Linked DNA regions of Homo sapiens: region 1 is linked to region 2. A link is an interaction called in ENCODE POLR2A ChIA-PET data of the cell type or tissue named here. Cell type or tissue: PC-9. All regions are shown on one strand. Each heading gives the region's core, and the rest is flanking DNA. Links, peaks and the distances in the headings are about the cores only. Region 1 overlaps ARHGAP29-AS1 (ARHGAP29 antisense RNA 1). Region 2 has its middle 36 kb from the start of MIR760.

The links. Peaks named below come from ENCODE experiments on the same cell type or tissue, not always from the same donor. Only the 100,000 strongest peaks of a DNase experiment are listed, where the experiment ranks them.
Region 1: POLR2A ChIA-PET joins it to region 2 with 11 read pairs; 2 of 35 experiments call an interaction of 5 or more read pairs at or near these places.

The regions. Positions count from the first base shown.
Region 1 is chr1:94,249,328-94,252,245 of GRCh38, reverse strand. ARHGAP29-AS1 (ARHGAP29 antisense RNA 1) reads right to left here. Exons shown (of 4, transcript XR_002958338.2): 2 at 2,727-2,833. It also overlaps a transcript of ARHGAP29 not described here. Among named protein-coding and RNA genes, the nearest start is that of ARHGAP29-AS1, 2.9 kb to the right of the region's middle. In PC-9, for the core only: no CTCF peak of the experiment used is centred there; DNase peaks (open chromatin) are centred at 1,118, 1,675 and 2,434; H3K4me3 peaks cover 1,102 bases; H3K27ac peaks cover 2,500 bases.
Region 2 is chr1:93,809,498-93,812,415 of GRCh38, reverse strand. It overlaps a transcript of BCAR3 not described here. Among named protein-coding and RNA genes, the nearest start is that of MIR760, 36 kb to the left of the region's middle. In PC-9, for the core only: no CTCF peak of the experiment used is centred there; no DNase peak of the experiment used is centred there; H3K27ac peaks cover 292 bases.

The DNA of each region.
Region 1 (2,918 bases), core at 288-2,787, 440 kb before region 2:
TGAGTTACTTATGGCTCTTTCAGATAAAGATTTGGTGAAGTCATGAAACTTGTCATATGTTAGTATATTGGTTACAAGCAGCTAAAGTAAAATCTTTCTCAAACAATGTAATATAGTTCTCTTATCTGATTAAAACTCTCAAAATGTTAACAAATTAATCTTTTCAAAAGATAACTCTAATGTTTGGATATATTGTATTGTTATTTTCTTTAAATCTTTCATTCGTTGATGAATTCCAAGTACTTTTCCAGGGGCTGGAAACACAGTGGTGAACAAAGCAGGCAGAGTCCCTTCTTTCATAGAACTTAACATACCCATACTAGTAAGGGGACATTTAAAAAATCTGTAAATAAACCAATAAATCTATATCAAGTCAGTAGAGGGATAAGTGCAAAAATTAAAGCAGAGTAAGGAAGAAAGGGAGTATCAAAAAGGGGGATGCTGTTTTTATGGAGGAGTCAAGGAACATGTCAATAATCTGGACCATTTGAGGAGAGACCAGAAGGCAGCAAGGAAAAGGGAGCAAGGAACAAGTCACGTAGATGTATGGGAAAAGCCAATTCCAGGCAGAGGAAACAGCAAAGGCAAAAGTCCTGAGGCAAAAGGGACTTTGGGGTACCTGGGGAAGAGCAAGAAGGACAGAGACGCAGAGGTAGAATAAGAGGAGTCATTTCCTAATATCTTTTTCTAAGAGAAGTATGGTCAAACTTAACTTCATGTTAATGTCAATTTCCATGAAGTCCAGCAGAAATTCTTCATTGAACTTCTTCTGTGTCTCAGCTTTTCATTTATAAAATGGGTATGATAGGCCAGGCACGGTGGCTCACGCCTGTAATCCCAGCACTTTGGGGGGCCGAGACCATCCTAGCTAACACGGTGAAACCCCGCCTCTATTAAAAATACAATAAATTAGCCGGGCGTGGTGGTGGGCACCTATAGTCCCAGCTACTGGGAGGCTGAGGCAGGAGAATGGCGTGAACCCGGGAGGTGGAGCTTGCAGTAAGCCAAGATTGCGCCACTGCACTCCAGCCTGGGTGACAGAGCAAGACTTCCTCTCAAAAAAAAAAAAAAAAATGGGTATGATAATAGCACTTCATAGGTTATTGTGAGGACTGAATAATTTATGAAATGTAAAGTATAATTAAAAGTGTATCACTAGCACAATAACTAGACATTTATAGTTTACTAGCACGGAGTAAAGTATAAATGGCTAGTTATTATTACTACCACCATAATCTTTTTATTCACAGTAGTATCAATAATTGCATTTTTAAGGCTAATATTATTTTTGGCACTGATCATTAATTATTAGGGGAGTTACCTTATACATATTACTAAGACATCAGGTAGGGTTATGGTATGTGATGGCTCAAGCACAGAGGTTTATATCATCAAAATCTTATAAGAAAGTTTAAAACACATTAAAAATTGGAGTTCGAAATGTAGTAACTTAATTTGGACGTAACATGAGTATGATATCTTCATCTATATACTCAAATATTTCTTTATTTTTGTCAATCTTAGTTTCCTGTCCTTATGACAGCACAGAATTCTTGGATGTTGGTAATGTCTTTCACATTCATTTCCAGCATGAGGTCTGAATTGATTCCTTGTTTCTCAATTACACCCATCATGGAATCAAGATTAATAACCTGCTTGGTGAGTTTTGTCCACCTTGGAATCTGGAGGCTTTGTACTCACTGTGGCCTGTTAGACTCTGAGTCGTTCCTTTTACATGCCCCAGCAGTGAGGTCAAGGACAGCCGCAGTCCAGGGAGTCCAAGGACTGCCTGCCTTGGGGCCACCCGTGCAGGCTTCCATTACTTCTTCCCCTCTCCCAGGCATTATTCATCATGGTTGAGGAGAATCTAAGGGTGGATTTAAAATTCCCTGATATATCCCCTGTGCTCAGAACAATGTCTGGCACATTAGAGGTATTCAGTGAATATTTGTGGAATCAATAAAAATACAACAGACATGATGGACAATGTGGGTCCCTCCTAAACAGACTGCTGTTGAAGTGTGGCAGAGGGGAAGAGCACCTGTCCACTCTGCTCCCCTGTGGGGCTGGGCTCCCACCTCCACCACCCACATGGAACATGCACACTTGTGATCAGTCCCTTCACCTCAGGGAACAGGATATCTGGGATAGGCTTTGCTTTAGACATGAGGTTTTTGTGACCATCATATTTGGTTCTACTAGATACAACCAAGTTGAGTGCAGTTTGTGATTTAAAAAAAAAATCACACTGGAAGAATTTTTACTGCTGGGCCTACCATTCATGCCCTCAACATCCCTCCAGAAAATTCTTAGTGGGGGCCCATTCTGTATTAGATACAGACCTAACTAATGTAGTACTGTGGAACTTTCAATCTAATTAGCATAAACACTGCCAAAAACCATGGCACCAAAACCATAAGTGCCACAAGAATAGTATCCTATGTACAATATGATGTCAAATAGGATGACTAATTTTCTTTCTTTTTTTTTTTTTGAGATGGAGTTTCACTCTTGTTGACCAGGCTAGAGTGCAATGGCACAATCTCAGCTCACCACAACCTCTGCCTCCTGGGTTCAAGCGATTCTCTTGCCTCCGCCTCCCAAGAGCTGGGACTACAGGCATGCGCCACCACACCTGGCTAATTTTTTGTATTTTTACTAGAGATGGGGTTTCTCCATGCTGGTTAGGCTGGTCTTGAACTCCCGACCTCAAGTGATCCACCCACCTCGGCCTCCCAAAGTGCTGGGATTGCAGGCGTGAGCCACCGCGCCCGGTGGATGACTAATTTTCACTGGAGCGAACAGAAAGGCTTCAGAGCAGAGGCAGGATTCTCTATCATGGAAGGAATGAAAAATATTTCAATAAGCAGAGTGGATATGTGTTAATATATACTGTAATTATAAAATAACAATACCAC
Region 2 (2,918 bases), core at 127-2,626:
ACATGACAGAGAGAGGGCTTTCAAAAGATTGACCTGATAGAGGTATGAAGAGGTATGAAGGGCAGATAGGAGAGGGGGAGACTTGAGGTAGGAAAACTAGACAGGAGGTCCCAGCGGTGGGCTTCCTGGGACGGAAGGGCCTGGGGAAAGGGGATGGTAAGGGTGCGTGGAAAATAAGGGAGTTTAAGCATTCTAGCTAAGTGGGAAGTAGAATTACACAAAGAATCCATTTGTTCTATTAGACTTTTGGCCTTGAGTTACCACCAAAATTGATATGAAGCATTCAAGTCTTCAAAGATGTTTTTTAAAAAAATCAATCCATTAAATGTATTTACAGGACATTTATTACTAAAAATTAAGCACGAGCTTTCATATGAACATCTTCAAAAGTCTCCTAAGCAGCAAGTGGGCAGATGGAGACAATGATGTGCTGGGAAACGTTTACCAACAGGCTGGGAGTCAGGAGAGCCCTGATTTGTAGCGAATGTCAGTTTCCGAGCTATAAAATTCTCTCATAATGGCCGATTTCAAGCTAACAACATGATGTCAACTAGCTTGTAAAATTCCAAAAATATGTCAGTTGGCTCTTGGGAGCCAGTACAAGCTGTTTCTAGCACACTCCAGAATGTAGAACAAATGACAGGAAATGGTTGGAGCCACTGCATAAGTAGTGAGTAAGTTTCTTTTCAGCATTGGTTTCTGAACCCAGAAAGCCAGGATTACCTGTGGAAGAAGCTCACAGGCCAGGTGACTTTGGGCCCCAAGCATTGGAGCATCAGTTAACAACAGTTCTTTCCAAAGAATGGAAAATGGCGGATAGGTTGGATTTGTTCCAAAGCCCCAAAGCCAGGAGGATTATTTTACATAATAGAGAAGCATAAAGGAAAGGGAAGAGTCTTAAAACTAAGAGGAAAGAGACCCGGTGTTTGCACTTATCTCTGTCTCTGATACTTAGCAGCTGTGTGCTTAACTGCTTTGAGCCTCACCCTCTGTCTTTGAAAGCAAGGACAATACTAATAGTATACACAGCTCCATGCAAAGCCTAGAAGGCATTCCATATCAGTCAGACTTCACAACCCTCCCTTTCTTCCCTGCTACAGCATTCACCCCTCTCCACTTAGGTTTATGCTGCCCCAGACCCTGTATCTGTCCCATAGAAACTATCCTCTCACGTCTGAGGGATGTCCCACACCTTCAGGGTAGATCTGGAAGCCGCACTGGCCAGTCTGCTGCAGAGAAGAAGGCAAAGGGAGAGAAGCTGATTGTGTCCCCATCAGCTTTCACGGCTGTGCTTTGGTCCCTCACGAGCTGTACTTCCTGCCCTTGGATTCTAGTCTTTCTTTTTTTCTGATAATTTTTTCTTTTGGCTTAAAATTGGGATTCTGTTACCTGTAACCCAAAGAGCCTGAGACACCCTAATTATCTTCCTTCAAAAATTCTGGTAGAGACAAAAGACACTGGCCTGGGAATCAGATTTGAGTTTTGACCTTGGACAAATGACTTCACCTCTCTGGGTCTTGGTTTCTCATCTGTAAGATGAACCAATGAACCAAATGAATGTAAATGAATTTTAGCACTAGTGTACTGCTCTGTTCTACATATCTTTAGCCTAATGGGAGTATATTAGAGTTAAATGCCCACTCAATTCCACTAGTCAGAAATGAGTTGATTTGAATGACCAGAGAGCTTTGGACAGTATTTGCACAGTACTGATTAACTCCCTAGCCAGTACTATCTGGGCACGGGTGACACCTTAGTTCGCCTGGTGTCTGTAGAGGGTCCTGGAACTTGTGTAGGATTGTGAAAGGCTGCTGACAGTGGGCCTTGGCATGCATGGAGAAGGATGATGCTGCAGGGACATGTGGTTTTCATGAACATTTTTGAAGCCATGAAAGTGTCCTAGGGTTCCTGACCTGGCATCAGAGTGTGCTGATGTGGGCCAGTTTCCTGTCTGAGACTTTGAGAGATGGATGGGAAGAGGTGAATATTTCATCAGTCATAACCACGTTTAGTATTCACCCTGGGAGATGCTTTCCCTGTGCTAAGGGAAAACTTAAGGGCTAGTTGTCAAAAAAGTCTTTTTGTGTGTGTGTGGTAACAATAAAATAGTAATTGCTATGGAAGATGCGTATATTTATAAACTATAAAGAAGAAAGTGAAATAATCTGTTAACCAAAGACCTGGAGATAACTTCTAACAGCAATTTCTTTTTTTTTTTTTTTTGAGATGGAGTCTTGCTCTGTCACCCAGGCTGGAGTAAAGTGGCATGATCTCGGCTCACTGCAACCTCCGCCTCACGGGTTCAAGCAATTCTCCTGCCTCAGCCTCCCGAGTAGCTGGGATTACAGGCACATGCCACCATGCCTGCTAATTTTTGTATTTTTTTTTAGTAGAGCTATCTTGGCCAGGCTGGTCTCGAACTCCTGACCTCAGGTGATCCACCTGCCTTGACCTCCCAAAGTTCTGGGATTACAGGCGTGAGCCACCGCATCGGGCCAGCAGTTCCATTTATATCCTTCTAACTGCATGCCACCAGGTTTTACACCGTCTTATAAACTGCTTATCTTAAAAATGTTTGGGAGAATTCCTCGTTAAAGACCTTTATTGGGTCTTCAATGATTTTTTTTTTTTTTTTTTTTTATCTTTTTGAGACGAAGTCTTGCTCTGTCGCCCAGGCTGGAGTGCAAAGGCGCTATCTAGGCTTGCTGCAACCTCTGCCTCCCAGGTTCAAGCAATTCTCCTGCCTCAGCCTCCCGAGTGGTTGGGATTACAGGCACCCACAGCCACGCCCAGCTAATTTTTGTATTTTTAGTAGAGATAGGGTTTTGCCATGTTGGTCAGAGTGGTCTCAAACTCCTAACCCCAGGTGATCCGCCCACCTCGGCCTCCCAAAGTGCTGGGATTACAGGCATGAGCTA